2 separate regions of the Mus musculus genome follow, and region 1 is linked to region 2. The links are chromatin contacts, found by Hi-C or POLR2A ChIA-PET in ENCODE. All regions are on one chromosome and are shown on one strand. Each heading gives the region's core, a stretch centred on a gene start or an enhancer-like site at or near the end of the contact. The rest is flanking DNA. Distances are from core to core; before and after follow the strand shown.

Region 1 (3,594 bases), core at 175-2,674, 120 kb before region 2:
CACCTACTAGCTCTTATTTTCACACCAAACCTTCCTGAAACAGCGGTTGGTGAACTCAGGTTTCCATCAAGAGCTGGATCAAGGTCACCCCGCAGACCTGGTAGCAGAGACCTGTAATGGAATTCCAGCTATTCCTAAGGCTGAGGCCAGAGCAGCTGAGAGAGTTCAAGGTCAGCCTGATTAACTCAGTAGACTCAGTCTCAGAAACCAAAAGGAATCAAGGCTGGGGCCATAGCACACTGGTAGAGCATTGCCTAGCACACACAGGGAGTAGACATTAAACTGGGGAAAGTCACCCCAGTGCCTTGAATTAATTCTGTTGGTTTTGTTCTCAAATTCATGTGGATTTGCAATAATGAACTACTGTCTGGCTTCGACAGTGAACCTCTTGAAGGCAGGGGTCTGTTTCTGCACTGAGCTTGGTACCAGGTTCAATGAAGGAGTGTCCAATTAAGTGGTGGGACAGTCTGTACTTCACGCTCACAGATACGCTTGCTGCCTTGCAATGTTCTTTTCATGTGAATGGGATGTGACCAGGCTTTGTTATGACTCACCATTTAATAAGCTCACCAGAAGTTATACATCCAAATGAGGGCTGCATCCTTCAAAGTCCTCGCTTTGCGAGGCTGGATAGATACTCAGTCCCGTGGTGATGCTGGCATTTCCGTGGACTCTTTAGATCGCCTCTCTCGGTCACAACCCTGACATTTATAATACTTTCTTTCAGCGTCTCCCCGTGCTACCCTACCCTCATGTAGTATGTGTATCTCCATCTTGCGTTGTTAGCGTTGAGCAAACGATAAGATAATTCTGGAGATTTACTGCTGGCCCGAGTTTGTTTCACCAGCTCTGGCTGGGAGAGCCACACCAATAAAAGCTTAATGCTAGTGCTTCAGAGATTGTTTGATTTTGGGGAATAGTGAAGGCTTTTCTTTGATTTTAAGTTTCTCAAAGTGACAAGGTGAATGCGGGAGCTAGGTAGTAACTGATTTAAGCCAAATGGTTCTAAAGACTCGCAGCCCGAGCTCACGTGTTTCTCCTAAATTGATCTGGCACCCTTCTTTAAAACTCAGACTTCTAACTTCATGGCGACTCTGTCCTGTACCTTGGGTAACCAGCTAAGTTCCAGCTCTCTATGAACCACTGCTGGGACCTAATCTTTATTATTTCTCCCAGCATCCGGTAGACCCATGACTGGTCTCTCCTTTCCTGCTCTTTGAGAAGTGACAGTTCTGCAGATCCCAAGGGACAAGGAAAGAACTGAAAGACTGATGTTGGGGAGGGCTGGCGAGGGAAAGCGGTGGCGGATCTGGGAGCAGAGCCGGGAGTTCCTGCTTCCTGCTCCCGGAGCGAGTGTCCTCCGTAGCAGCCTCGGGGAAGGGAACAGCCCTTCCTGCTCCTGTCCGCGTACTCCAGGAGCGCAGCGAGGCGCGCCCCACCCCGGCGGAGGGGACGGTTTTCGGCTGGAGGTGGTGGAGAGACAGTTAGGACTCAACGCAACCCGGGGGTGTGGGGAGCTGGATGAGAGCGGGAAATCGGTAGATCAGAGTCAAGGGGTGTGGGTGCGAGCGGCGAGAGGCGCCGAGGGGTCCGCGGGGTTCCCGGGTGTCTCCGCCGTGTCCTGTCCCGTGGCCGCCCGCGGTTCCCGGGCTCCGCCCAGCCGTGGAGCCCAGCCTCTCTCTGGCCCGGTCTCCTCCCAAAGGTGCGGGTGGCAGCGCCACTCCCTCCGCTCCCTCCCCAGCCGCGCGCGTCTCATTCCAGCGCCCATTCCGTGCATTCCTGCCGGGCTCCTCTGCAAACTCCAGTCCCGGGGGTGGGGACCGGCCTCAGCTACGCGCTCGGGGCCCCGCAGCGGTCGCCGCGGCTGGAAGACTTGGCGCCCCGCGTGGACCTGCCGCAGCCGGCCGAGCTCTCCCACCCCGCCTCCCGAACCCTGGGACCGGTAAGGCTGCTGAGTTCGGAGGACACCCGCGTCCCGCGTGGTCCCGGGCAACACTAGGGGGCCAGTGGGGCACGTGCGGGCGGTGGAGTCTAGGGGCTGGACAGAGCAGGGTCGCTCGGCTGAAGTTGAGACTAACGAGCCTCAGCCAGGCCCTTTTCTACTTTTCTGCCTGGAGAAGAGAGCCCATAAGGGAGGTGTATTGCCTGGACCTTGTGCAGAGGTCCCCAGGGTTTGAGACGCCGTTGCTCCCCACGGTGAGAAGTGATGGGAGTGATGGACCGGAGTTCCCAAACTCCAAGGCACTATACTCTAGCAGGCAGCCCAGGGGCGCGCGCCGCGGTGCACACACGTGTCAGGGGGCTCCAGGCACACCCACACTCCGTCCGATTCAGTGAGTGAGTTCAAAGATAGGTATTACTGCGCCAGCATCCTTAAGTTTTGGGTGTTCCCGAGGAAGAGATATCTGTGCGCAGTGACTCACCTTGCTTCCAGGAGGAGGATTTGTTTGTGCTAAACGCGACCCTGTGTGCATCGCTACTTGAAGAAGGTGCTTGTCTGAAATCCCGAGTGTCGGAGTGGGCGTGGGTGTGCGATGCCTCCTCTCCAGGACTCTCCTCTCCAAGTCCTCGCTCTGAGGATGTTGGTTCTGGCTCTGACTTCTTCCTGAAGAACCGCGGCAGGGGACAATGTCTCCAAGTTCTTTGTGTTCAGGGAGAATTTGACAGTAGTAGTTGGAGGTGCCCCTCTTGCCATCCCTGCTGGGTTGAGCATTGCTGGCAGGAAGCTGCCTACACCTGCCCCCTTCCAGGCAGCTGTCTCTGTGAGGGAGTGTGGATCCTGTTCTGGCAAAATCCTTAGGGAACTGCTGGTAGGCTAAGCAAAGCTGAGATCTTTGTTTGCCCTTAGGGGCTAGGATGGTCATGTTTATGGGGGTGGACCCCCTAAAAGGAGAAGAGCTTGTTAGGTTGTTTCCTTTTGAGACAGAAGTTTCCTGCAGTTTAGGCTGGCATGATACGTCCACCTTAGTAAGAGGTGGCTTTCATTCTCCTGCCACTTTTTTTTTTTTTCCTGAGACAGAAGCAAAAGACCAAGGAGGCCTTGAACTCACAGCAGTCTCACCTCAGCCTTCTAAGTGCTGGGATGACAGGTCGGATTTACCAGGCTTAGTTGACCACTTTGGATACTATTTGTTGAGTGGTTGGTAGTGTTTCTAAGTTGTCTTCAAGGACAGGGGAGTCAGTGCTACCTGTGGGAACCTTGAAGCAATGAGGGGGAGACAATCTCTCATTCCTCAATAGCCAGGGTCTTGCTCTGGAACCCAGACTGGGTCCAAACTGGATGATCCTCTGCCTCAGTTTCCCCCTCGTTCTTCACAGTTAGCTAGGCTACCTTGTTTCTGTGGGGAAACGTGAGTGGTCCCTATAGGGAATGCTTTAGTGACAGCTGGGAAGGGGAGGCAGCCTCGGACTTGGTAGCTGAGGCCAGGATATTGACAGGAGAGTGGTGTGAGAGTCACAGACAGACTTGGCACCAGTGTTCTCGCTCATTAGCACAACTCCTAGGTGATGGCTAGGGTTTCTTGGAAGGAAGGAAGGAACAGAGAACCCTGTCAGGAGCGAGGGGGAGGGGCTCGTGTTTACCTTTCCTTCTCT
Region 2 (3,923 bases), core at 206-2,705:
CCATGTCCTCTTGGGGCTGAGGGCACTTGGTTGGGAATCTAGTGATAGCTAGAAATGTCTGGGAAGCTCAGGGATCATTTCTATACTGGTTAGGAATGCAAATACCACAAAGCTGAGTTATTGAGAATTACCTGGGCTGAGCAGAGAGTGTAGGGTGAGAAGCAGGGAAGGCTGGAAATCCCTGTATGGTTCACATGGCCAGTATTTACTGAAGTTTCATGGCAACCAGTGCATATGCAGGGAAAGGATGCACGTTGGCCTAAGGACTATGGTGGTGGAAGGCAAAGCAGGAAGCACCCACTCTTGCTCTCAGGATCTTGCCACTGTTCTCAGTACCTCTCAGGATCCAAAACATTGCTTCCTTGAAGAATATCTTGCAATAAATCTGAGCCAGATTGAGACTCTATGTGGCTAAGACCACAGGCTAGTAGATAGAAGCACTAGGCCTCAGAACATAGTTGGGCAACACTGAAATTTGTTTACCCCTGTTCCACCTGCAGTGATCACAGCAGGGACATGAAGGAAGCCTTGCAGTACATTGCATGCACGCATGGACACATTCAGAAGGACTGGCTCTGTGAGAGCTTCTCTCAGGAGGCTTCCTCATCTCTTTCCACGCTGCAGTCCAGGCCAGGGTTTTCACCCTTCCTTGGGGAGAGACCAGCCATACCATTCTGGTTGTGGCCCCTCAGGCTTTCCTGGCACCCCTGGTGCCTCCTCTCTGCTTCCTTCACCCCCATATGGAGCATCTCTGAGTTGGGTCCATTCCTCATGTCCCTGTCCTCTTTTCTGTTCTCTTCCCTCTGTCCATGCTGATGCAGTCTGCACTCAGATCCACCTAATTCTTGCCTGGAATACTGCAGTCTCCTCTTCACTGGCTCCCTGTGATTCCCAAAGCTATGCTTCTCTGGCCATGCTATTCCCAGCCTTAAGATGCTTCTAGGCAGCGTGGTTCCTGTTGGTGAGCTCTGAGCTCTGCAGTGGATCTGCCTGACTCCTGAGCCTCAGCCTCCTGTGCTCCCTGCTCGGCCTCTGGGCTGTGGCCGCTGCTCCTGGGCCATGGATCCTCTCACCTGCCCCCACCCAGGTTAGGTGCCCACTGTTTGCCCACCCAGGGCTCTGCAGACCTCTGTCTAGCCGAGGTAGTCTTCTTTGCCGTTCCTGTTTGTTCTAGGCCAGCTGTATCTGCTATCCTTGTGGGTTCTCACACTCTGCACACCTTCCTCGGTGCCCTGGGGCTAAAGGAAGGAAGGAAAGGATCAATGGATGCCCTCAGCATGGGCTGTGTGTTCAGCATGGCTGGCTTCTCTCCTGGACTGTTCTTTCTTGGTCTCCTCTGCCTTTTATTTACCCTGGGCTGTGTCCACGGCTTCTGTGCAGAATGCTAGAGGCCACCAGACTTGAGGAAGAAAAACCTGGGTGATCCACAGTTCTCCTCACAGGCTGATGCCACCAAGTGGTGAAAAATGTGTCTTTTCATTTCCTCTTTACTTCATGGCCTGGCTCACTTTTCACTTGAAAAATTCCCAAGTCCAGGCTTGTAATGTGCTGTATCCCAAACGAGGGCAGGAGTGCACAAAAATGCAAAAGTAGCCTGGTGATGACCCAGTGATAGGAAGCTTGCCTGGATGCATGCCAAGGCCTTGGGTTCCATCCCTGATACTACAAGTTCATAAAATCAACAAATGAGTGCTGGCCATTTCCCAGCCAGGCTTCAATCCCATGACTTGAGGATAGAAGCTGTCGTGTCAGGCCTGCATACTTGTCTGGCTCTGCACTCTTGGTTCTTGCCAGCAGCCCACCTTTGCCCTTCTCTACCTCTCCAGCCACACATAGCTAGGTTCCTGGCACTGACTCTTGCTAGTTGCAGGCTTAGGCTAGCCTTTCCCTGTGTCCACCCAGGACTTGTCCTTTAACTTCATGCTGCTTTCAAGTCTCACCTTCCTGACGAGCCCCGGGAGCACCAAGAGCTCCTCTGTTGTACTGAGGATCCGCTTCGTCAGCATTGGCTCCACCGTCCTGTGTGGCAGCTGACAGTCTATGGATCTGAGGGAAAGCCCAGCCATCCAGGAAATTTCCTCCCAGAGTCCCTGCAGAGTTGTGAAGATTGTTTCACTGCACCGTCTTCCTCCGTGGACTAGGAGAGCCTCAAGGTTAGCCATTCCTTAGTGACAGGCCAGCTTGCTCTCCAGGACAGGTGACCTGAGACCCTGCAGAACACATCTCCCTTGAGTTTGGGCCCGTTGAATGATGGTGTGAGCACTTGTCACTACAGGCTGCTCCCAAATGCCCCAGCCTGTGCTTAGACCCGTCAGTCAGTGCTCTCACTGACATAGCTGAGCACTCAAAGATGGGACTCCAGATGCCAAGTGCTTGTCTCACCTGTGTCGGATGTGAGTCTGCTTCAGGATTTCTCTACACATCTGGCACACCAGTGTCAGGGCAACAGTGCGGCCAACTCCAAGTCCTGGACCCTGGACTTTGTTTTTGCTTCCTGGAGCACCAGCGTGACCTGGACTGGGTAGGTGCTCAATCCTGCAGGCTGGGCCTTCTCCTCTCCTTTAGCTTCTTGCCTGTTCTTCTTTAGAGTGTATTGTAGCCTCCTTGGTCCTCACCAGCCTCCTCTTGCCTGTCCTACCTTCTGTCTACAAGCTTCCCTCTTCTCTCTCAGCTCGTAGGCTCCTCCCATGTCCCTTATGTTCCCCCCTCGTTCTAATGTCCCTTCTTCCCATCCCTGGTCCCCCTTTCCTTCACTCTGCTCTAGCTTTTGCCTATAGAAAGCTAAGGAGCTCCTAACATCTGATCCATGTCTTCTGGGACACCAGCAGGGTAGAGCAGGCTGGCCCTGGTTTGTCCCCTTCAGTGACTAGGATCCTGAGGATGGAGAGTCATCTGAAAAGACCAGAGTAGCATGTGGAGGTGGGAAGCATGCACAAAGGGATGTTCTTATGTTCTCTAACGTAGGTTTTAAACTGATGTCTTTATTAATCAAATACACATTTACTCAGAAAATCCTGTGTGAAAGCAAACCTTTCCTATCTCTTTTTCCTGAAGGGAAAGGTGGTGAATAAAGGTGAAGTAATTTGTCCCAGGCCATAAATGGGGTGGGCGCTAGAGCTGTCTCTACCCTGATACCCTCTGGGTATCACTCTCATACGAACTACCCTTCTGTCCGCAGTAACACAGCACCTGTAAAGCATATCAGCCAATCAAGCCCAAGCTACAGTTAGCACTGTGTGGAAGTCATGGACACCTACCAGATCTATCACCAACTCCGAGATGGGTGGCCTCAAGGAACTGTTCAAACTGAGATTTGCCAATGATTTGATCTTCATGAAACGCTGGGTAAGCCCTGCACTGGGATTGTGGAAAGGGAGCATTGTTTCCTAGCTGAGGCAACCAGAAGAGGGGCCCACACAGGAACCCACTGCGGGAATGGGGCCAAGGTTGGAGCACTGTGGGTGGGTGGAGGTCTTCCTTTGGGTGATTTTCTTCCTCTCCCTGTCTTATTCTCCCTACTTATTCTTTCTCTTTGCACTGGGGTGGAACCTAGCACCTCCATGCTAGCCTAGCTAGCTAGCATTCCTCGACTGAGGTGCATGCTCTTAGCCCAGGGTCTCTGGTGGTTCCTATGGCATCCAGGCAGGAGCAGGAAACAGGACAAAGGAGGCAGGATTGCTGGGATCAGGAGCAGTGGGAGCAGGAAGGGAGCTGGCACAGAGCATGCCAGCTGAGCCTTGTCTTCCCTGTCTGTTGCTGGTCCTTAGTCGTCCCTCCAGTGTTCTTCTTGAAGTGTTGCGCTAGACTGACCTTGGAAATGAATAGTGTAGCTGACGGTTGCTTCCTGTCACTGCTGCAGGCCAGTCCTCCTAAAGGGAGATACCGTGTCTACCCCAAGCATCCCATCCATGCTGTAGCCTGTT

Evidence for each region. Hi-C counts contacts between places; a loop is a spot of excess contacts on that map. ChIA-PET counts read pairs that join two places held with the same protein, here RNA polymerase II (POLR2A).
Region 1: a loop to region 2 is called in a map of mouse embryonic stem cell, with 2.8 times the contacts of the local background. The contact joins the promoter of Tead4 here to the promoter of 9330102E08Rik in region 2. A Hi-C loop is called at or near these places in 2 of 37 maps with a recorded cell type or tissue (mouse embryonic stem cell and mouse trophoblast stem cell). POLR2A ChIA-PET finds 5 or more read pairs at or near these places in 1 of 5 experiments (embryonic stem cell).

Annotation. Positions count from the first base shown.
Region 1 is chr6:128,298,643-128,302,236 of GRCm38, reverse strand. Tead4 (TEA domain family member 4) reads left to right here and starts at 1,424. Exons shown (of 12, transcript NM_011567.2): 1 at 1,424-1,942.
Region 2 is chr6:128,181,335-128,185,257 of GRCm38, reverse strand. 9330102E08Rik (RIKEN cDNA 9330102E08 gene) reads left to right here and starts at 1,455. Exons shown (of 3, transcript NR_077223.1): 1 at 1,455-2,521; 2 at 3,179-3,345.